2 separate regions of the Homo sapiens genome follow, and region 2 is linked to region 1. The links are chromatin loops, found by intact Hi-C in ENCODE. Cell type or tissue: heart left ventricle. All regions are shown on one strand. Links, peaks and the distances in the headings refer to the core of each region. The heading gives the core; the rest is flanking DNA. Region 1 overlaps LOC105377944 (a long non-coding RNA gene). Region 2 overlaps REV3L (REV3 like, DNA directed polymerase zeta catalytic subunit).

Region 1 (11,912 bases), core at 2,415-10,414:
TAGCATCTGGAGGTCCAATAGCGCTACCCCACATCATTTCTGTGAGATTCCTCTGAAGCATTGTGTACATCAGCTCTTTACTTGAGCAAATCCAAGGGAGTTTGGTCCACTACAGTCTGGCTCCACTGTCTGGCCAGGCTCATCTGTCCCATCACCTCCACCATCACCCCTGCCTTATCTCCTGGCTACACTGAGTTACCCACAACTCTGCAAGCATGCTCTGCACTGCTCCTTTCTTTCCTCCTTCCTGGACTGTTCTTTTTCCCTCCCTCCTCTTCTTAAAAGCTTATCCACTCTTTGAGACTCAACTCAAATGTCTAGTGATGGCCACCCTCTGAGAACGCCCTGCTCCTGGCTCTGGTCTTTTGAAGGCAGTCACTGCACAGCACTGCTGGCTGCAGTTGTTAGCATACATCCTTGAGTTTTGCTCCTTGCCACTAAGCTCACTGAGGGTAGGAACCTGGCACACATTAGGACTGATATATGACAATGAATTTAATCCAAGGATTGGAATCCTGAAACACAAGCTGAGTTTCTTCAATAAAGAGAATTGTGCCAGTAGAAGGCATTGTTCGTTAAAATGGAAATGCATTTAGAGAATACTTCAGATTAAAGGGATGAAGATCAAAGGGCACATTTTTGGCCAGGAGTTCTGAGTCTTAGAGACCCAAATAAATTGTAGACTTTTTATTTCCTGAATTGATTGGAACCATAACACTGGATTTGGTGCTGTAATATAAAACTTTCTGGAACTTTTAGCCTGGTGGGAAGGCTCTGCTGTAAGCGTTAGGATTGCTCTTGTCTAAAATTAAAGCACCCACGCCTATTGCTGAAACTGGCTAGTACACATGGAAGGCCTGATTTAGACTTCCACGGTTGATCAGGGAACCATCAGAGCCCTACCTTAGCTGAAGTTACAGACATACCCTGCTTCAGACTTATCAGGAGAGGGTGTGTCTATATTACATGTGGACACACGTCCACTCCGGTTCGAGATCCTATGGCCCACGTCAAGAACAGAAAGCAGCTGCTCATGCAGACGGTGTGTGAAACATTAGCTGCGTTTTGCAAACATGTAAGAATTTCCCAGTGAGAATCTTGACCGCAGATGTGGGCCTGGCAGCTCCTCCTGGGCCTTGTGCCTGGGGCTCAGCCCTGGGGATGCTGTTCAAGCTACACTTCCAGCCTGGCTCAACATCTGACTGTCCCTCTGTACAAAGGGGCTGGTTTTGAGGTTCTGGGTCACAAGGTGGATCAAGCCCTTGCCCCTTATCCCAGGGAGGGAAACTCCTAACAGCTGAAGCAAAGTCTGCTTTATCACACTGACCTCTGACCCTTCTCAAGCTTTCTGAACAAACCTCAACCAGGTTAACCTAAAATCACCATTCTCAAATCTGCCTGTGCATGACCTAAGGGAATCTTTCATTAATTTTTTTTTTTTTTTTTTGAGGTAGAGTCTTGCTCTGTCGCCCAGGCTGGAGTGCAGTGGCGCAATCTGGGCTCACTGCAACTTCCGCCTCCCGTGTTCAAGCGATTCTCCTGCTTCAGCCTCCCGAGTAGCTGGGATTATAGGCAAATGCCACCATGTTCAGCTAATTTTTGTATTTTTAGTAGAGATGGGGTTTCGCCATGTTGGCCAGGCTGGTCTCTAACTTCTGACCTCAGGTGATCCGCCCGTCTCGTCTCGGCCTCCCAAAGTACTGGGAGCCATCACACCCGGCCTAAGAGAATCTTTTAAAATGCAGGTTTTGATCCTTTAGTTCTTAAACATGACAATTGGATGTTTATGCATATGTGTGAGATGTGTCACCCTTGAACCTTGTTACCATGTCTGCACATTACCTATCTGACATGAAAAAAAAAAGAAAAATGCAGGTTTCTCAGCCCCTCCCAGACTTACTGAATAAGGCTTTCTCAGGCAGAAGGTCATGAATTTGTCATTGAACATGTCTTAGTCCATTCAGCTGCTATAACAAAAATACCATAGACTGGGTGGCTTATAAACAACAGAATTTTTTGTTGTTTTTATCTTTTTTTTTTTTTTTTTTTTTTTTGAGACGGAATTCTCACTTTTTTGCCCAGGCTAGAGTGCAGTGGAGCAATCTTGGCTCACTGCAACCTCCGTCTCCCAGGTTCAAGCAATTCTCCTGCCTCAGCCTCCCAAGTAGCCGGGATTACAGGTATGTGCCACCACATCCAGCTAATTTTTTGTATTTTTAGTAGAGATGGGGTTTCACCATATTGGCCAGGCTGGTCTTGAACTCCTAACCTCAGATGATCCACCCACCTCGGCCTCCCAAAGTGCTGGGATTACAGGTGTGAGCCACCATGCCTGGCCTGTTTTTGCCTTTTGAGAGTTGGGGTCTCACTCTGTTGCCCAGGCTCGTCTCAAGGTCCGACCTAAAGTGATCCCCCTGCCTCAGCCTCACAATTAGCTGGGATTATAGGTGTGAGCCATCATACCCAGCTAGAAATTTATTTCTTACAGCTCTGGAGGCTGGGCGGTCCAAGATCAAGGCACCAGCAGGTTTGGTGTCTGGTGTGGGCCTGCTTCCTGGTTCAGAGATGGTGCCTTCTTTCTGTGTCCTCACCTGGTAGAAGGGAAGAGGGAGCTCTCTGGGGTCTCTTTTATAGGGGCACTGCTCCCATTCGCAAGGGCTCTGCTCTCATGACCTAATCACCTCCCAAAGGCCCCACCTCCTAATACCGTCACACGGGGTGTTAGGATTCCAACTATGAATTTGGGGGAATAGAGCATTCAGTCCCGTATGCCCTTTTCTCCTCTCATTTGCCTCCTGCTGGAAACTTCTGGCAGCAGAACAATTGCATGGCATACTTAGGGTTCCTTTTGAGTCCCTCTTGCCACAGCCCCAGTGGCCCAGCCATGGAAGGCTCCTGCCCTCAACTCTGTTCTGGGCATCCCTGTCAACCATCTCACAGTCTGCCCCTGCTGGCAAGGAGGGACACAGAAGGGGGCTGGTGAGCAGACACTCCAGGGCACGGGTGCAGATCCTCCTCTCCAGGCAGGGCAGCAGGGCAGCCTCAGCATGGGGCCTTCAGCTGTTGGAGAAGCCAACCAGGCAGGTCAGGCGGACTTGGCATGACTCAACTGCTGAGAAAGCAAGTCGCTGATACAACAGGGACTTGTGAGCTGGGAACAGCCATGAAACTGGACTGGGGATCTGGGGACCTGACTCCTGTCACACCAGGTGAGTCTGCCCAGCTCTCAGCTCTTCCCCTACTTGATTTGAGGCTGCAGGGCCTGGGCCTTCACACCAGCACTTCAAGGAGGTGCCACCCTGTTGGGTTTGATGAGCCTGACCTCCAGCAGAGAGTCCCAGAAGATCACAGACTTACAGGGTATGAGGGACTGTTTTTCAGGGCAAGCCCCTGGTTTTGTAGATGAAGCTGTTCAGAAAATATACTGAAAACTCCCACTAGCTTTATTCCTGTCCCCTACCTCATCCTTGTCAGAATGTCTCCACGTGGAATGGTGTCCAGTGCCCTCTCCCTGGGCTGGCCACACTTTAGGATGCCCCACCTTGATTCTCATGCCCTCTTTTGATAAATGCAACTATCTCAAGTACCTCGTCTTACCCTTCCAAGATTCAGATAAACTCCCCCAGGGGTGGGATGGGACCAGGGTGGGATGGCGATGCCCTGTAGAGGGCAACCTAGCCATTAACAGGGACTTTCTCCAGCCGCTGAATGGAGTCTTGCTCTGTCACCCAGCCTGAAGTGCAGTGGTGCGATCTCAGCTTACTGCAACCTCCGCCTCCTGGATTCAAGCGATTCTCCTGCCTCAGCCTCCCAAGTAGCTGGGACTACAGACATCTGCCACCATGCCCAGCTAACTTTTTGTATTTTTAGTAGTGACGGGGTTTCACCATGTTAGCCAGGATGGCCTCCATCCCCTGACCTCATGATCTGCCTGCCCCAGCCTCCCAAAGTGCTGGGATTACAGGCGTGAGCCACCGTGCCTGGCCTCGTTTGGTTTTCTTAAAACCGAAAACCCTCAGGCAGAATTCTCCACTGCCTCCCCCACACAGGGGAAATCCTGCAGTGTGCCTTTTGCCCAGGCCACATCACATTTCCAGCTCTTCCCCTGGCTGGCTGCTTCCTCCTGAGCTTGCTGCTGACTCAAGCAACTGAGAGGGCAGGGGCTGAAAATTTAGTTAAATGCAGATTCCTAGACTCTTCTGATTTGGGGTGAAACCTAAAAATCCAGATTTAAATTTTTTTTAAAAATTTTTTAGAGACAGGGTCTCGCTCTGTCACCTCAGTTGGAGTGCAGTGGTGCAATCACAGCTCACTGCAGCCTCAATCACCTGGGCTCAAGTGATCCTCCCACCTCAGCCTCCCGAGTAGCCAAGACTACAGGTGCACACAACCATGCCCGGCTAATTTTAATTTTTGAATTTTTTGTAGAGACAGGGTCTCACTATGTAGCCCAGGTTCATCAAGCAATCTTCCCACCTTGGCCTCCCAAAGTGCTGGGATTACAGACATGAGCCACCAGTTCAGCTACATTAAATACATAATATTTTTCTTCTTAATGGCACAGTAATATATGTGTACAACCTAGTCAGTGTAAAAACAATAAACACTACAGATAAAGCAGTGACCCCCCACACACACTTCTCAACATCATACCTTACCAAAGGTAATCACTTATCAACTTGGTTTGTATCTTGGTTTGTATCTTTTTTTAAATACATTTACATAGACATGCCTTTCCTTTACATAAATGAAATCTTACTGCACATATTGTTCTGCATCTTGACTTTTCATCAAACAGTATGACTCAGAGAATTTTTCTCGCTTCTTTTTAACAAATAATATTTATTAGTATGCCATAAGGTGGAAATGGCATCATTTAACCATTCTTCTGTTGATGGATATTTAGGTTATTTCCAGATTTTCAGTGTTACAAACAACGTTACATCCTTGCCCTTTTTATGGACATCTGTAAGGCTTTCCCTTGGAGAAATATCTAGAAGTGGAATTGCTTCCATATTAATTTTAATATATTATTAAATTTAGTATCTCCTGCTGACTTGTTCCATTAAACTCCTTAGTGTAAGTGAGTAATCATCTTCCTATAATCTTCATTTTTAATAAGTTCCAGATGATTTTGATACCAGTGTCCAAGGACCATATTTTGAATATGTCAAGTAGTGGTTTATCATTTGACTATTGCTACAATAATGCTAGGCTTACAGAAATTATTCCAAAACTTAACGGCTTAAAATGACAAGTTGGATTTTTTTTTTTTTTTCTCATGGGTCTGCAGGTAGACCAGGACCCTGCTGTACTTGACTGGACTCCAGGCTCAGAGTTCCAATTTGCCCACGGCAGAACTTGGCTGCAGGCTTCAGGTCAAGTTCAGGTCTGTTTCACAGTGTTTATTCTGGGCCCAGGCTGAAGGGGGCAGTGGCTTCCTGGGAAATTCGTGTCTTATGGCTATCACAGAAGCCCTCAGAGCTAAGTTAAGCCTTTCAAACTTTCAAGACCTCAGAGTGCATCGCGATGTCTCAAATTCCATTGGCCATTCTAATAATGTGGCCAAGCACACATCAATAGGTCAGGACATATTCCCTGTACTTGAAGGGTGGGCTCTGCAATGTTATGACAAAGGGGAGTGAAGAGTCACGACCAAGTCTTTCAATCTCATCTACCGTAGTGGTGAAGGGCACAGGCTTTGGTGCCAGAAAGAAGAGTTGGTTTGAACCCCTGCTTCTGTGACACTGGGGAAATTACCAAATACAGAGTTACTCTTCCTCATTGTTGTGTTGAGATGATCCTCACCAAAAATGAATTTTAGGAGTCAACTTTCATATTTGGTTTAGAGGAAACCAATAGAAGTCAAATGTCTTTTCTTTTTTTTTTTTTTTTTTGGCACAGCTTCCCACTCTGTCACCCAAGCTGGAGTGCGGCGGTGTGATCTCGGCTCACTGCAGCCTCCACCTCCCAAGTACAAGTGATTCTCCTGCCTCAGCCTCCTGAGTAGCTGGGATTACAGGCACGCACCACCATGCCCGGCTAATTTTTTTTTTTTTTTGAAACGGATTCTTGCTCTGTCGCCCAGGCTGGAGTGCAGTGGCGCGATCTCGGCTCACTGCAAGCTCCGCCTCCCACGTTCACGCCATTCTCCTGCCTCAGCCTCCCGAGTAGCTGGGACTACAGGCGCCCGCCACCACGCCTGGCTATTTTTTTCTATTTTCAGTAGAGACGGGGTTTCACTGTGTTAGCTAGGATGGTCTTGATCTCCTGACCTCGTGATCCGCCCGCCTCGGCCTCCCAAAGTGCTGGGATTACAGGCGTGAGCCACCGTGCCCGGCCATGCCCGGCTAATTTTTGTATTTTTAGTAGAGATGGGGTTTCACCATGTTGGCCAGGCTGGTCTCAAACTCCTGACCTCAAGTAATCCACTCGCCCACAGCTTCCCAAAGTGCTGGGATTACAGGCGTGGGTCACTGCGCCACGCCAGAAATCAAATGTCTATTTATAATATGGAGTTTATTAAGTAGATTTCAAAACTGCTTTGCAGCAGCACAGCTCTTCAGTTTTCCTGTGAAACACACATTACCCTAAGTTAGAAAACCAAGTCATGACTCCCTCACATGCTCTTGTTAATATGCCATTCACACCTTCCTTTGTGTTCATTCATAATTGGAATTTAAAGAGATTCACTTATTTCTCACTGTTTTATTCCAAAAGAAAAAAAATACAGCAATTACCATAGTTCCTTAAAAGATTTAAATTTTTAAAAGTACAACCTAAAATTAGATTCATGGTGTCTTCCAGTAATTTTTATCTATTTTCATTTTATTTTTGAACTTTTTATTGAACTATAAAGCATTAATATACATAGAAACATGTTTTTTAATTAAACAGAATCAAAGATTTTTTATAATTACTTTATGAGATTTAGCTTGAGAATTTTTATCTTGAGAATTATTGACAATACTATTTAAATTTTTGATTTTTTCAGTAATTATCCTTAACATCACCCCCACCCCCACCAAATTTAGAAAATCTCATTTGTCTAGAATTTTTTAAAGAAAAAGAAAAACAACCTCAGGAATTCCAAAGTGCTGCTTACCATCAAAATGTTTTCAAAAAAGATGACTAGGCCGGGTACGGTGGCTCACGTCTGTAATCCCAGCACTTTGGGAGGCCGAGGCAGGCAGATCACCTGACATCAGGAGTTTGAGACCAGCCTGACCAATATGATGAAACCCCGCCTCTACTAAAAATACAAAAATTAGCCAGGTGTGGTGGCGTGCACCTGTAATCCCAGCTACTTGGGAGGCTGAGACAGGAGAATCACTTGAACCTGGGAGGTGGAGGTTGCGGTGAGCCGAAATCACACCATTGCACTCCAGCCTGGGCAACAAGAGCAAAACTCCATCTCAAAAAAAAAAAAAAAAAAAAAAAAAAAGACAGCTCTTCACGTGCTGAAAACAGCCTGGTCTGACTTCTCTGTAGACGTGGGAAGTTGCTATGCTTTTAGAGTTTTAGACTAAATGTGGCACTGAAGAATATAAAAATCAACACAAATGTATTAGTTTGCTAGGACTGCCATAACAAAGTACCACAGACTGGGTGGCTTAAACAACAGAAATTTCTCACAGTTCTGGAGGCTACAAGTCCAAGATCAAGGTGTCAGCAGGTCTGGTTTCTTCTAAGGCCTGTCCTCCTGGCTTAAATATGGCCACCTTCTCCCTGTGTCCTCCCTCAGGTGGCCTTTCCTCTGATCACACACATCCCCACTGTCTGTCTATCCTAATCTCCTCTTCTTATAACAGCAGACACTATCAGATTGGATTAAGGCTCACCCTAAAGGCCTCGTTTTAACTTAATGACAGTACCTCTTTAAAGGCCTTATCTCCAAATAACAATCACATTCTGAGGTATTGGAGGTTAGAGCTTCAGTATATGAATTTGTGTGGGGCAGGGGGAAGATACACGATTCATTCCATAAAAATAGATTACAGACAACATTACTTTAAAACTATTTTAAACAGCTTTATTGAGATAGAATTCAAGTACAATTCACTTATTTAAATTGTACAATTTATTTTATTTTATTTTTTTTTGAGACGGAGTCTCGATCTGTCACCCAGGCTGGAGTGCGGTGGCACGATCTCGCCTCACTGCAACCTCCACCTGCTGGGTTCACACCATTCTCCTGCCTCAGCCTCCCGAGTAGCTGGGACTACAGGCACCTGCCACCACACCTAGCTAATTTTTTGTATTTTTAGTAGAGACAGGGTTTCACTGTGTTAGCCAGGATGGTCTCGATCTCCTGACCTCATGATCCACCCACCTCGACCTCCCAAAGTGCTGGGATTACAGGCATGAGCCACCGTGCCTGGCCTTAAATTGTACAATTTAATGGCTTTTGGTATATTCACAGAGTTGCACAACCATCACCACAATCAATTTTAAAACATTTTCATTACCCTAAAAGAAGCCCCACACCCCTTATCATTACTGCCCCAATCTCCTCCCCTCTCCCTAGTCCTAGGCAACCACTACTCTATTTTGTTTCTATGGATTTGCCTATTCTGGACATTTTATTTAAATGAAATCATACAATATGTAGTCACTTGTGACTGGCTTCTTTCACTTAGCATAGTGTTTTTCAAAGTTTATCCATGTTGTATCAGTACTTCTTTTTTATTGCTTAATAATATTCCATTGTATGGATATGCCATATTGTATTTATCCATTCATCAGTTGATGGACATTTATTTCCACATTTTGTCTATTATGAATAATGCTGCTATGAATATTCATGTACAAGTTTCAGTGTAGACATATGTCTTCAATTCTCTTTGGTGTTTGGAGTAGAACTACTGGATCATATGGAATTCTATCTTAACCATTTGAAAATAACTAAAGTTTTACCCAAATTATTGTTATCAAACTATGTAATTGAGAAGAGATATTCCATCTTCATGGATTGTAATACTTTCTACTATTAAGATGTCAGCCCTCTCTAAATTGACCTAAAGAGTCAAAATCTTAGCAGAAGTTTTTGTAAAAATTGACGAGATTCTTACATTTTTATAAGGAAATTAAAAAAACTTAGCCAAAACCATTTTGAAGAATAGCAAATTTGGAGGACTTATACTACCAGATTTGAAGATTCACGATAAAACTGTAAGACAAAGTACTATTGGCCAGATGCGGTGGCTCATGCCTTGTAATCCCAGCACTTTGAGAGGTCTAGGCAGGCGGATCACCTGAGGTCAGGAGTTCGAGACCAGCCTGGCTAACATGGTGAAACCCTGTTTCTACTAAAAATACAAAAAATTAGCCCGGTGTGGTGACGCATGCCTGTAATCCCAGCTACTAGGGAGGCTGAGGCAGAGAGAATTGCTTGAACCCAGGAGGCCAAGGTTGCAGTGAGTTGAGATTGTGCCACTGCACTTCAGCCTGGGCAACAGAGCGAGACTCCATTTAAAAAAAAAAAAAGTACTATTGAGACAAGGATAAACACATAGACCAATGGAACAGAATAAAGACTCCAGAAATAGACCCACATATATATATAGTCGTTTGATTTGCAACAAAGGGACCACTGCAATCCAACAGGAAAACAGTCTTTTCAATATATGGTGTCAAGTCATTTACATACCATGTTGAAAAAAAATTTTTCACACTTATTTTACAACATACACAAAAATTAATTTGAGCTTAAGTCATATTCTTAAATGCAAAAGGTAAAACAATAGGCCTCTAGTGAAAAACAGTGGAATATCTTCATGTCCTTGGAGTAGGCAGAGATTTCTTTAAAATATTTCACCGTAAAAGTAAAACATGGTAAATTGGACCTTTTCAAAAATAAGAATGTATGTTAATCATTTTTTTTGTTGTGTCTCTGCCAGGCTTTGGTATCAGGATGGTGCTGGCCTCATAAAATGAGTTAGGGAGAATTCCCTCTTTTTCTATTGATTGGAATAGTTTCAGAAGGAATGGTACCAGCTCCTCTTTGTACCTCTGGTAGAATTTGGTTGTGAATCCATCTGGTCCTGGACTTTTTTTGGTTGGTAGGCTATTAATTATTGCCTCAATTTCAGAGCCTGTTATTGGTCTATTCAGGGATTCAACTTCTTCCTGGTTTAGTCTTGGGAGGGTGTATGTGTCCAGGAATTTATCCATTTCTTCTAGATTTTCTAGTTTATTTGCGTAGAGGTGTTTATAGTATTCTCTGATGGTAGTTTGTATTTCTGTGGGATCGGTGGTGATATCTCCTTTATCATTTTTTATTGCATCTATTTGATTCTTCTCTCTTTTCTTCTTTATTAGTCTTGCCGGTAGTCTATCAATTTTGTTGATCTTTTCAAAAAACCAGCTCCTGGGTTCATTGATTTTTTTGAAGGGTTTTTTGTGTCTCTACCTCCTTCAGTTCTGCTCTGATCTTAGTCATTTCTTGCCTTCTGCTAGATTTTGAATGTGTTTGCTCTTGCTTCTCTAGTTCTTTTAATTGTGATGTTAGGGTGTCAATTTTAGATCTTTCCTGCTTTCTCTTGTGGGCATTTAATACTGTAAACTTCCCTCTACACACTGCTTTAAATGTGTCCCAGAGATTCTGGTATGTTGTGTCTTTGTTCTCGTTGGTTTCAAAGAACATCTTTATTTCTGCCTTTATTTTGTTATGTACCTAGTAGTCATTCAGGAGCAGGTTGTTCAGTTTCCATGTAGTTGAGCGGTTTGGAGTGAGTTTCTTAATCCTGAGTTCTAGTTTGATTAAACTGTGGTCTGAGAGACAGTTTGTTATAATTTCTGTTCTTTTACATTTGCTGAGGAGTGCTTTACTTACATAGAGAATTTTAGACCAATATCCCTGAGGAACATTGTGCAAAAATCCTCAATAAAATACTGGCAAACCGAATCCAGTAGCACATCATACAGCTTATCCACCACGGTCAAGTTGGCTTCATTCCTGGGATGCAAGGCTGGTTCAACTCACGCAAATCAATAAATGTAATCTATCATATAAACAGAATCAAAGACAAAAACCACATGATTATCTCAATAGATGCAGAAAAGGCCTTTGACAAAATTCAACAGCCCTTCATGCTAAAAACTCTCAATAAACTAGGTATTGATGGGACGTATCTCAAAATAATAAGAGCTATTTATGACAAACCCACAGCCAATATCATACTGAATGGGAAAAAACTGGAAGCATTCCCTTCGAAAACTGGTACAAGACAGGGATGCCCTCTCTCACCACTCCTATTCAACATAGTGTTGGAAGTTCTGGCCAGGGCAATCAGGCAGGAGAAAGAAATAAAGGATATTCAATCAGGAAAAGAGGAAGTCAAATTGTCCCTATTTGCAGATGACATGATTGTATATTTAGAAAACCCCATCGTCTCAGCCCAAAATCTCCTTAAGCTGATAAGCAACTTCAGCAATGTCTCAGGATACCAAATCAATGTGCAAAAATCACAAGCATTCTTATACACCAATAAGAGACAAACAGAGAGCCAAATCATGAGTGAACTCCCATTCACAGTTGCTTCAAAGAGAATAAAATACCTAGGAATCCAACTTACAAGGGATGTGAAAGAACTCTTCAAGGAGAACTACAAACCACTGCTCAATGAAATAAAAGAGGACACAAACAAATGGAAGAACATTCCATGTTCATGGATAGGAAGAATCAATATCGTGAAAAGGGCCATACTGCCCAAGATAATTTATAGATTCAATGTCATCCCCTTCAAGCTACCAAAGACTTTCTTCACAGAATTGGAAAAAACTACTTTAAAGTTCATGTGGAACCAAAAAAGAGCCCACATTGCCAAGACAATCCTAAGCCAAAAGAACAAAGCTGGAGGCATCACACTATCTGACTTCAAGCTATACTACAAGACTACAGTAACCAAAAC
Region 2 (11,912 bases), core at 1,222-9,221, 230 kb after region 1:
GATGTTCCAGGAAGAAGAAAATATGAAAATTTTTGTAAACGTAAATGTTCTTGCTCACATACCAAGTTTTTCTGTTTTATAGCTCTGTCGAGGTTTGTTTAAAACCTTGTTTAGATTGAATTTGAGATTTGGGAGATGGGATATGCAAATTACACAATGAGTATTTCTTATTCTCCTAAGATACTCTTAGGCTATCACTATTTTGATTTTGATTACCCATCAGCTTTAAAAAAAAAAAAACTTTTCTATTCCAGATGATGATGGAGAAAGAAGTCTAATTAATTAGAGCAGAGATTGGCAAACTACTATCCATGGGCCAAATCCCTCATGTTGCGTGTTTTTGTAAATGAAGTTTTATTGTAACACGGTCATGCCCGTTCACTTAAGTATTGCATACAGCTGCTTCCAGGCTACAACAGCAGAGTTATGTAATTGTGTCAGATACAGCATGTCCCATAAAGCCTAAAATATTTACTGTCACCTTCCAGAAAAAGTTTTCAGACCCCCAAATTAGAGGAATGGTACATTTAGTCTTTGTGTTTATCGAAACTGAATCTACAAAAATACCCCAAGTAATTTTACTACAAATAGGCTAACAAGATTTTAGATGGGCAATTTAGAGACCAAATCAAGACACCTAAATTGCAGAATAAAATGTTGAAAAATGACAATAAGAAATGTTGGGATATAAAGGACTTAATGTTTTGTTTTGTTTTTGTTTTTTTTGAGATGGAGTCTCGCTCTGTCTCCCAGGCTGGAGTGCATTGGCGCGATCTTGGCTCACTGCAACCTCCGCCTCCCGGGTTCACGCCATTCTCCTGCCTCAGCCTCCCGAGTGTCTGGGACTACAGGCACCTGGCTAATTTTTTTGTGTTTTTAGTGGAGAGGGGTTTCACCATGTTGGCCAGGATGGTCTTGATCTCCTGACCTCGTGATCTACCTGCCTCAGCCCCCAAAGTGCTGGGATTACAGGCGTGAGCCACCATGCCCAGCCAAGGACTTAATGTTTAGTATAATTCTGGGTTCCGTGAAAGATGAAATTCAGAGCACCCACATACTCCTTGTTGAAGAGGCATCTGCCTTTTGTTATGTACTTACACACAATGGGAAGTAGCCAGCTCCACAGAGTTTTGCCATGGTGTCAAGTTTTGGTGGCGCTTTTTAAAATAACTTTTGCAGCTTCTGAATTAGGGAACATCAATCAAATTGGAAAATTCAAACTCTGAAATTTTTGAAACCTGTGTACATGGGCTTGTTCAGCCACAGACGATCTTATTTCTCTTGGACTTGTTGTCTAACTTCAGTTTGCCATGATAGTAAGAGGGAACCTTCAGAGGAGGGGAAGGGGAGTTGTTGTTTAAAGAGTATGAAGTTTCAACTAGACATGATGAATAAGTTCTGGACATCAGTTGTACTGCATGGTGACTGTAGTTGATAATGTATTATATACTTGAAAATCGCTAAGAGATTAGATTTTAAATGCTCTTACCACAAAATAATAAGTATGTGAAGTGATGGATATGTTAGCTCGACTTAATCATTTCATGGTGTATACATATCAAAGTTTCATGTTGTATACCATATATATGTACAATTTTTATGTATCAGTTTACGTTAATAGAGTTGAAGGGGTAGGGATATTTTCTTTCCTTAAATCTATATGTTACCTAGAAATACCTAATACCCTGACTCCTTTAAGAATCCAAAATGGCCGGGCGCGGTGGCTCACGCCTGTAATCCCAGCACTTTGGAAGGCCGAGGCAGGTGGATCATGAGGTCAGGAGATCGAGACCATCCTGATTAACACGGTGAAACCCCGTCTCTACTAAAAAATACAAAAAATTAGCCGGGCATGGTGGCAGGCACCTGTAGTCCCAGCTACTCCGGAGGCTGAGGCAGGAGAACGGCGTGAGCCCGGGAGGTGGAGCTTGCAGCAAGCCGAGATCGCAACACTGCACTCCAGCCTGGGTGACAGAGCGAGACTCCATCTCAAAAAAAAAAAAGAGAATCCAAAATCATTTAGTAGAAGGTTTCAAAATACCATAACTTTCACTAATTTTATAAAAACATTCTTGAAAGCATCCTGTATGTGGAACTTCTAGAAGTATAGTGGAAAAGCGCCTGGACTGAAGTCACAAGTTCTTAATTAGACCACTAACTAGATGTTGAAAAAAGCTGGGTTTCTAGTACCAGCTACCTACCTCTGGACTTCTTTTAGGAGAGAAGCCACTAATTTTAATGCTAAATCCACTGATTTGGGGGCATTTTCTCACAATTTAACCTAATCCTAACTAACGGGAGTTGTAGTAGACTGGTTTATCTCTAAAGACTTTACAGCTCTGTATCTCCACACATTTGTGTGAGGTAGAGCTAGCGGAGGGAAATAAATAGAAGTGGTCTGTATCTTGTCAAGATAAAGCAAATTACAGAACTACAAATTTTATGGTAATAAAAGACATACTATTTCCAAAAAGCAGTTGACTCTCGTGTTCATTTTTACACATTTCTCTTTCCTTATTTAACTTTTGAGTTTTTTATTTTATCCTGTTTCTTTCATTTTCTCTTATATCATTCTTATTCTATATTAGAGCTGTTAGTGCTATGCCAAGAATTCCTTGTGTTGTGGTTGTTCTTCAGGAGGTTGTTCTTGAGGAAGGGTGATGAGTAAGGCACTGAGCCATCTCTAGCTGCAGGAGCACTGGAGAGAGAGGTACGTCTGTGTTGATAGAGTGACTACAGATTTGGATGGCACTTCAGGTCATTCAGGGTAGGAAAGTGCAATATGTTGGGGATCCTTCTCAACCCCACACACCCATGTCCTCCTCTAACCCTGATGGTAGTTACATTAATTGTATCAGAGTCCCTCTTTTTTCGTGGATGTGTTTCTTCAGATATTCAAAGGCTTTCACATCATTCCTTTGTCCTTAAGCAGTTATTCTGTTTTGTTGTGGGTTCTTTAATTCATTTAATAAATGTTTGTTAAGCACATACCATGTGTTTTTTGTTGAGTTCTGGGGACATAGTGTTCATTTGAACACAATAACACCTCCCTAAGAGTTTTTGCCATGAAATGGGAAAGTTAGATAAGGAAACAGGCAATTATAATAAAAAATAAAAACTGAGGAATTAAGGAAGCCAACATTGACTTTTTAAAAACATTGAACCAGCATGGTTAAATGGAAAGAGTATTGGTTTTAGGTTTTGTTGAGCTGGATTCTATTGCTTAATAGTTATGTGACTTTGGGAACGTTAACCTCCATCAATACTGCAAGATTATCCTAATTAGAAATACATAGGTAAAGCACTTACCCTATTACCTGCTGAGTAAATCATTTCTTCCTTTTTCCTAAATTGTACATCCCAAAATTGTTGTAGTTCTGAAGCCTATAAATAGAAAGGTAATTCTTCTGGTCCCTACTTCACAGGAGATGTGAAAAGTGGATATAAAATTATTTTTAAGACACTTTGTGAACACTCTGACCATAAAGAAACTATTAATACAGTCCAATTTTGTAATTGTTTCTTGTAAAATTTACCCAAAATTCCATTATTGAGATATATTGACTATAAAACAAATACCTTAGGAATTTACAGTATTGCTTGTAAAATATGGCATTGCACTAGTAATTCTGTAATCACTGGTCTTGCATTTGTCAACTTAAGAGGAAATAATTCACTGTCTTCCCACCTCCCTCAACCTGTAGTTTAGCATACCAGTTACTCTTAGTCAAATTGTGGTTTTTGTCCAGAAGGGTAATGGTTATAACATTTATTCATGAGATATTTAAAAAGCATTCAAGTAAGTCATCAGTAAATTGATTAAATCTATTAAGACTCATTAATATAGTTTGAATGTTCTCTATTTGAAGAATTGAAAAACTATGAAATTTAGGAATTAATACCATGTTGTATTTAGAAATGAAATAGCCAAACTGGAAACTGAAATTTGTATAACAGCAACACAATTTGTAATTTTTCAAAAGCACGACAGTTGGTAGTTCAAATCAGAATATTACAGTTCGGAGAATCAGATCTTGTTTCATTATGTGACTGATCTTTCTAAATTTGCTCTGCTTTATGTAATAACTGTTCCAGATTTATTTTTCTGTCGTAAGTGTACCTTAAAAATAAGAGAAGCTAATGTTATTCTTTATAAGAAATGTAAACATTAAGATATCAACACAGTGTAGAACTACTTTCTATATATTTTATATAAATCATTCTAAATCATAAATGGGAAATAGTGATCAAACAAATATTTACATTCCTACCAAAAGAAAAGGCCCAGTGAAGCAGAGTGAGGAGGGATAAGGGGTGGGGAAGAAGCCTGAGGCTTGTGTTGGCAGGAACAGCACAGTGAGAGCGGGTGACAGCATGAGAAAAATGGATGTGTTCTTCCATCACTGCTGTTCTCCTCTCTGTTTGGATTAGACAAATGGCACATACCCAAGGGGAACTAGGGACAATGCTCTGAGGACAGTAACCACTTCCATACAGCCCTGCCAGATTCATGAGAGCAATGGTGCATCTGCTTTTTGTTGCCATTGTTGTTACTTAATCTTGTCATGGACAGATTATCGTTTCTGTGGCATTTCTTTTGTGGGTTCTCACTCAAATTACTTTCTTTATCATGGCTGTGCTGGATTGTCTGTTGGCAAGTCAGCACCATTTACCCCTTCTGCACCTTGACTGATATATTGGTTTTCTGAGAAGTGTGCATGTTGGCCTTTTGTCTCCCCTTGTTCCATACCACCAAATATAAAATTTAGATACCCTGAAATCCATTATAGATAATTGATCTGTAGAGATTTTGTTTTGATTTGGTTTTGTCTTTTTTTTTTTCCTTTTAATGGCAAAATTTCATTTTTACCCTCCTTCCCACTGCAATAGCAAAATTCTGCACACTGGAACTGCTTTTACATTCCCCTTTCTCCCAGAGCTGCCTCTCTTTTAGGGAAGGCTCTTGTTTGAAAACATTAATGCCAAGACAGGCATTCATTGATTTATTTAGTAAACTTTTTGTGAATTTTTGTAACCTTCATAACACTGTGCTTATAACCTTCATAACACTGGTATTTATAGATGATTCAGTGAAGTACACAAGACTAGTTGGATTATGAGGGTTAAATAGTGAAAATACTTTCATCAAAACTACTGTTTAAGTCATACTGTTATACAATGCTTGTGTTTACACAATGTTTCCAAATGTTCTGTTGTAAAATGTAGTTAATACTGGTTACTTTGAACTATGGGTTAATTTTTTTCAACTCTTCCCTTAGATAAGCTGTGTTGCCATTAGAACATTTAAATGAGTTTCATTCTGAGTTTTGTATTGTTAAACTGTGTCTGGAAACTAAACTTTATAATGTGTTACATTTTAGGTCAGAAGACATGTCTTCATCTACATGGCATCTTTCCTTACCTCTATGTGCCATACGATGGTTATGGACAGCAGCCAGAAAGCTATCTTTCTCAGATGGCATTCAGTATCGACAGAGCACTTAATGTGGCTTTAGGCAATCCATCTTCCACTGCTCAGCATGTGTTCAAAGTGTCATTAGTATCAGGAATGTAAGTATATGATAATATATTTTATAATTTCTGTTTATGTTGCTATTCTATTTAGAGGAAAACATACTCAGTTGATAAACTCTATTTCTTTTACTTCTAGTCTAATGGAACTGTAGTGAATTCCTTGCTGTAACTTTTTAACATGAATTTTTATGGCAATGAAAGGTAGAGAGTCAACAGTGATTTTTGTTGTTTCCTTTCCCATTTCTCTGCTTCCTGTAACTATAGAAATTCATTAGTAATTCATATAGTAATTTATTCAGCAAATATTTCTTAAATACTTTTTATGTGCTAAGCACTGTTCTAGGCGTTTGGGATATACTGCTGGACAAAACAAAGAGCCCTGCCCATGTGGAAGTTACATTCTACTACGGGAAACAGATAATAACCAATAAATACAACATTAAATTAATTTATTTGCTATATGATAATTAGTCGTGTGGAAGGAAAGAATCTATACAAGCAGGATAAGAAGGAATAGTAGTGTGGGGTAAGGAAGTAGACTAGTGACAATTTTAGAGTAATCAGGGAATGTGTCATTGACAAAGTAACAACATCTGAGCAAAGACCTGAAGGAGGTAAGGGAGTAGGAACAGCATGGAAGCCAGGTGACTAGAGTGGAAGAGTAAAGGAGAGTTGGACTAAATGAGATAAGAGAGAGATGAGAGGGTAGAGACTGTGAGGACCAATGATTCTCAAAGTGTGGTTTCCATACTTTGGTTTCCTAGTATCACCTACTATCATTAGCTTTACCTAGTTTTACAGCCATGAGAATATACCTCTCAGATCTCCAAATACACAGAGAATGAGTGAATGGCCCCAGCTACTATACACTCAATTCCAGTCTGTCACTCCACATGAGCTGCTTTCCATAGGCTACTCTTACCCTATGACTGAGCATGGCAAAGATACTAAAGCAGATCTGTAAAACATCCCTCTGTCCACTTGAGATGAGACTGGTATCTAGGTCTGGTGGCTATGCCGGCTTCTTCTGGCTGCCTTCTCATTTTCTCTCACATTTGGCATTTACTTCTTGGAGGACTGGGACTGACACACCTGGGAACTTGGTAGAACTACATTCTTGGGGCCCAGCAATTTGTGTTTTAATAAAGCCTTTCTGATGATTCTTATGCATGCTTAAGTTTGTTAATCACTCAGTAGGCTAATGTAAGGACTTTGACTTTTACTGTAAGTTATTACATGATTTTGAGCAGCCAAGATCTGGCTTAAACTGGAAAGGATTACTTAAGCAACTGTATTAATAATAGATTGTAGGGGGACGAGAATAAGAGCAGGGAGAGAATTAGGACATTAATCTGGGTAAGAAAATATGGTGGCTTGATATTAAGGTAGAAAAGACCAAGGAATTAAAATTAAAACAAAAAAGAAAATAGTGTGGCTTGAACTAGGGTGGTAGCAGGGAAGTAATCATCAGCTTCTGGATCTATTCTGAAGGTTGAGTTAATGTATTAGCTTTGCTTTGTGTTTGGGTAAGGATTGTGAGAGAGGAATCAAGGTTGACTGCAAAAGTTTAAGGGTGTTCTGCTAGGAAGACGGAAGGTAGAGGTAGAGTCAACTGACAGGAAAGATCTGGAGCTCATACAGGAACATTTGAGTTGTTTTATGTCCATATGAAATCCAAGTGGAGACCTTAAATCTCTGCTTCCACCTTAATCTAGGCTTTCCTCTGGACCATGATAGTATCATTTTAATTGAATTTCCTTCTATTTTTATCTCATTCCAGAGCAGCAGAAGTACTCTTATACTGTAAATTTAAAATCATTTAAAAATTCTTGAGTGGCTTCATATTGTTAATAGAATACAATTTAAACTTCTAGCCATAACCTATGTGACCTCACCCCATCTACCTCTGAAACTCTGCTTTCTGTATTCCATTCAGAAACAGTGACTTTCTCTCAGTTCCTCTGCTATCCAAGTTGTTTCTCACCTAAGTTCTTTGTATGTACAATTTTCTTTCCTTGAGTGTTCTACCCTTCCCCAATCCTCCAGATCATTGACCTCTTCAGAGAAGTTTTCTTTGACTATCCCACGTAAAATAAGGTATTTTAAGTAGGGCATTATTATTATTACTGTTTTTATTATTCTGTATCTCAGCCCATTATTTGTTTTCTTTAGCACTTAATACAGTTTGCAGGTATTTTAATTTTTATTTATTTACTTAATTTTTATGTGTTTCTTCCACTAGCATGTAAACTGCATGCTAGTGCACTAGCATGTATGAGATGACTCAATAACTGTTTGGTTGGATAAATGAATGAGGTGAAAGTTTACACTCATCCTATAACAGGAGCAATTATGTTAGGGATAATTATCTACTTTATCTTTTAGTTTTGTTTATTCTTGATAGTTTCTAATAACTTTCCTATATATATCCTCATTTCAAAGTTAAGTCTCCAAACAGCCCAGTGAAATACATAGTCACTTATCTTCCTGTATTTTTGTATTTGTTAAAGACATTGCCACATTTTTGAGAGTAGTTGAGTTACAGATCTGGATACATGGGGCAACAGATGAGCTGCTCACTCTAATTTTTCATTGCAGTTTTCTTTTTTCTTCTAATTTTTTGGTCATTTTCTTCCCTAGATCCCCTTTTTCCTTCCCATTCATTCTACCTTCTCTAATTCCTTTACTCCTTCAATTTTTCCTACTTAAGTTACATAAAGTTGCATCTAGCTACCAAATTAACATTTACATGAGGTTTAACTCTATTCTTTTTAGACTATCACTATCCTGAGGCTGAGTTAAGAGATAGGATCATGACCTTGGGCTAATTTCTGGGATTCCTTCTCACTCATGATTTTAGAGAATCTTCTATAAAGAGATTCTCAATCCATCAAAATTAATTAGGTGAGATTTTTCGCTATCCACACTCATTTTCCTTCCTATTGATATACTTAAAAAACTAATTACGAGATATAATTTTTTAAACATGAAAACATCTGCTTTCATACTCCTCCATTCTACTTTTTTCCCCCAAAGAGTCTCCCTGATGAGGAATTCTTTTGGCAAAACCATTCATCTGGCTGAAGATAACCCATGTTTCCAGACAACTACCTTTGTATATATGAAAAATACCATAGCAGGAAAGGGCTACAGTTAAGGTTGAATTTGCCAATGAGAGAGAATGATATCATTTATGTAATATGTCTTTCTTTAACCAATTCTTCATGGCAACAAAATAGGGTATACAGCAGCAAACTAGACGGGAAGTGGTATTATAAAAAGTTAAGAAAAGGGTGAAGAGTAAGAGGGAGGGATGGTCAGGTGAGACTTTTCTGAGAAGGTAAATTAAGCAGAGTTCTGAATGAAGATTAAACAAGCCATGCAAAAGTCCAGAGCGGAGCTTTCCACTTGAGGGATCGAGTTAGAGGGTCTGAAATGTTTAGAGTGGTTGGAGGAGAAGGAAGAATGGTATGACTTGAGATTGGAGTGAGAGGCAAGGATGAGATGAGGAACCCTTTAGACCTTGGTAAATAGTTGTTTTTTTTTTTTTTTAACAGAAATTACTTTATAACAATAATACAGATGGCTTAAAACAACTAAAAAATTATACCCAAAATAATGTCTCTGCTACCAAATTAGTCCTTTATTTGATGTCCACTACACTATTAGACATCACAGAGAGGTGATGTCCTATGAGAGTAAATTCTATTATCTGCTGCCTGTCATAAGGGAACAATGTTTTTAAATAAAGAGTGATTGGGTTTATCCACCTAAAGATTTAACCGTGTATTAACAGACCACTTTTCAGCCAATACAAAGCCTTTTATTTCATTCACAAATTTACGCCTGTTTATGTATTGTTTCTAATTACATCATCCTTGAAAATAGTGTTCTGTATATCAGAGGTTGTAGTGTAGTTTCAGATCCTCCTGAAATGATGTGAGAGTTCAGCTTATTTCATCTTGCACCGAGGATTTCTCTTCCTGTTATATAGCCTTTTGCTTCCCCCTTTCCTCATTCCAGCTGATACCCCGAGAAAAAACTCAGCCATAACATGATTATGTTGCTTAAGTAAGTCCATGGTCTTTTTCAGTCTCTTAAGTTCCTGTCTACACAGTTTTTTCACAGGATGCACTTGATATGGTTGTGTGTTACAGGTTTATTCATATCAGCTACTGAAATACATGCTGTGTGTACATATAATAGGTACATTGTCTCTGCTTATTGAACTTATAAAATAATAATAAACAGCTGAATAAGGAAAGTAATGTAAGTGTTGTTAAGTAAAGGACTTTGTTGAAGAAGAACTTCAGTTTTTAACAAAAAAATGGGAGCCAGAAGAAGGCGGCTGAAAGGTCTGTTTCTCTCATATGTGGAGTAAAGCAAACAAAAATATGTTTTCTTATATGTGGAGTAAAGAAAACAAAAAGCCACTTAAAGAGTCTTGATGTTTGAGATTAAGGGGTGGATGGTTTGTTCTTCCTTTTTGTCCATAGTTTTTTCAGAGTGATAATTTTTAATTCCCATCGTCAGTAATTAAAGAAAGTGATATTTTTTACACTTTTTAAAAAAGCTTCAGTATTTCATGTTAACCTGTGCTAGGTTTAACTGAAAGGTTTGGGATTTTTTAGTTGTTTTTTGGGGGGTGGATAATATTAAACGTAAGACTGAATTTGGCCAGCTGAATCTAATTAGGGCAATAAGTTGCATTATTTCATCTCTGAATTATGAAAATAATTTGAAATTTTTTTTCTTATATTTCAGGCCTTTTTATGGTTATCATGAGAAGGAAAGACACTTTATGAAGATCTATCTTTACAATCCTACAATGGTGAAAAGGTACAAAGATAAATGAAACCAAAATATGAATAACTATCATTGAAGTATTTTAATAATAAAAAAAATCTAGAAAGAAGGCCTCTATAGTTTGTAGTCTTATTAAAGACAGAGACCGTAAAATACACATGTACGTGTATAGAGAGAGACCAGTGGCTTGGACTCTATGAAGGATATTTTAGAGGTGGAGGCTCCCAACTGCTTCTTTCCTGTTACAGATTAGAGAGTTCGTAGAAGTAGGTTAGGAGAGATTACGGCTGCCTTGTGTGATGTTAGGCCTCTTCTGGCCAGACCTTAGTTCAGCATTAAGAGAAAGTTGCTCTTTAGCTTCAAAGCAAGGGGAAATATGTAGGAGTGAGTCCAGAGTGAGAGGGCTTTTGAGATCTCAGAAACCTGTTGACTGTTTACTAGATGTTGGTGAAATTTTATATTCCAGGTTTTTTGTTGGTTTTGGTTTTGGTTGTTTTTTCTTCCCTCAGTTAGTCTCCCTGCCTCTAGCTTATCCTCTCAATCATCCTGGAGGGCAGGGAAGGGCACATATATGGAAGATTTTAATCATCCTTTCAGATTCAAAACAAGGATTTTCACTATGTATAGTGGGAAGCTAGGGTAAAAGTGGCCTCGGAGGTGTACTGAGTATTATTTTTTCAGGAGGTCCTCTCTGCTAGTAGGTACTGGGTTCCAAAAAGTAACTTTTTTGTAAAACACAGATTGGATGTTTTCCCATAGTGAATTAAAGCACTACAGGGGGCACGACTGCCCAGAACATGAGGTTTACCCTGGATTAAACCATTTGAGTACTTCACTGAAGCACAGCTCTATTCCCAATGGTTATTCCCTTGTAACTGAAAACTAGTTTTCTTACATCCTGCCCTTGATCTTACCCAAAATAACTTCTGTTCTGTACCAGTTCCCCTCTACTCATACTTCCTCATATTCGTGGAGTACAAAAGAGCAATTTCTGTGGACTCTTATTCTCTCACACACATACAGAGTGGTAAGAGAGTAAACCTCAGTCATTTTTCCCTTTCTCGTCCACAAGTTGTGCTGGAGTGGGAGCCATGATTAAAAGAGGCTTAAGTGTTTTATAAATAACCTATAAACAAATTATAAATACAATCAATTTTTTTCCTTGCAACCATAGCAAACACTAAACTGTTCTCAGTAAGTTTGCTTTAAATTATATAGTCAGCTTATCACAATGCCATTCTAAAATTCCTGATTTATTAATGGATTCATTCATTTATTCATCATTATTTGTTCATTTATTATTTTTTCAAGACAGTCTTGCTTTGTTGCCCAGGCTGGAGTACGCAATGGTGCAGTCATAGCTCACTGCAACCCCAAACTCCTGGGCTCCAGTGATCTTCCCACGTTAGCCTCCCAAAGTGCTGGGATTACAGGCCTGAGCCACCATACCAGACCTGTTTATGCATGTTTAATAAATATTTGCAAAGTACCTACATTACTTGATGCTCTGTGGAAGTTGATGGGCAGACATGGTGAGCAAAGTGTGCATGGTTCATGCCCTCAGGGAACTT

Evidence for each region. Hi-C counts contacts between places; a loop is a spot of excess contacts. Peaks named below come from ENCODE experiments on the same cell type or tissue, not always from the same donor. Only the 100,000 strongest peaks of a DNase experiment are listed, where the experiment ranks them.
Region 2: a loop joins it to region 1, with 2.6 times the contacts of the local background. A loop is called at or near these places in 2 of 110 quality-filtered maps.

Annotation. Positions count from the first base shown.
Region 1 is chr6:111,636,267-111,648,178 of GRCh38, reverse strand. LOC105377944 (a long non-coding RNA gene) reads left to right here. Exons shown (of 3, transcript XR_942874.3): 3 at 5,294-5,843. LOC124901539 (small nucleolar RNA U13) reads left to right here and starts at 1,752; the gene lies at 1,752-1,852. RefSeq lists a silencer at 5,299-5,593. In heart left ventricle, for the core only: a CTCF peak has its summit at 5,428 (motif pointing right); a DNase peak (open chromatin) is centred at 5,421; H3K4me3 peaks cover 219 bases.
Region 2 is chr6:111,409,942-111,421,853 of GRCh38, reverse strand. REV3L (REV3 like, DNA directed polymerase zeta catalytic subunit) reads left to right here. Exons shown (of 32, transcript NM_001372078.1): 2 at 5,382-5,571; 3 at 10,300-10,374. Among named protein-coding and RNA genes, the nearest start is that of REV3L, 67 kb to the left of the region's middle. In heart left ventricle, for the core only: no CTCF peak of the experiment used is centred there; no DNase peak of the experiment used is centred there; H3K27ac peaks cover 800 bases.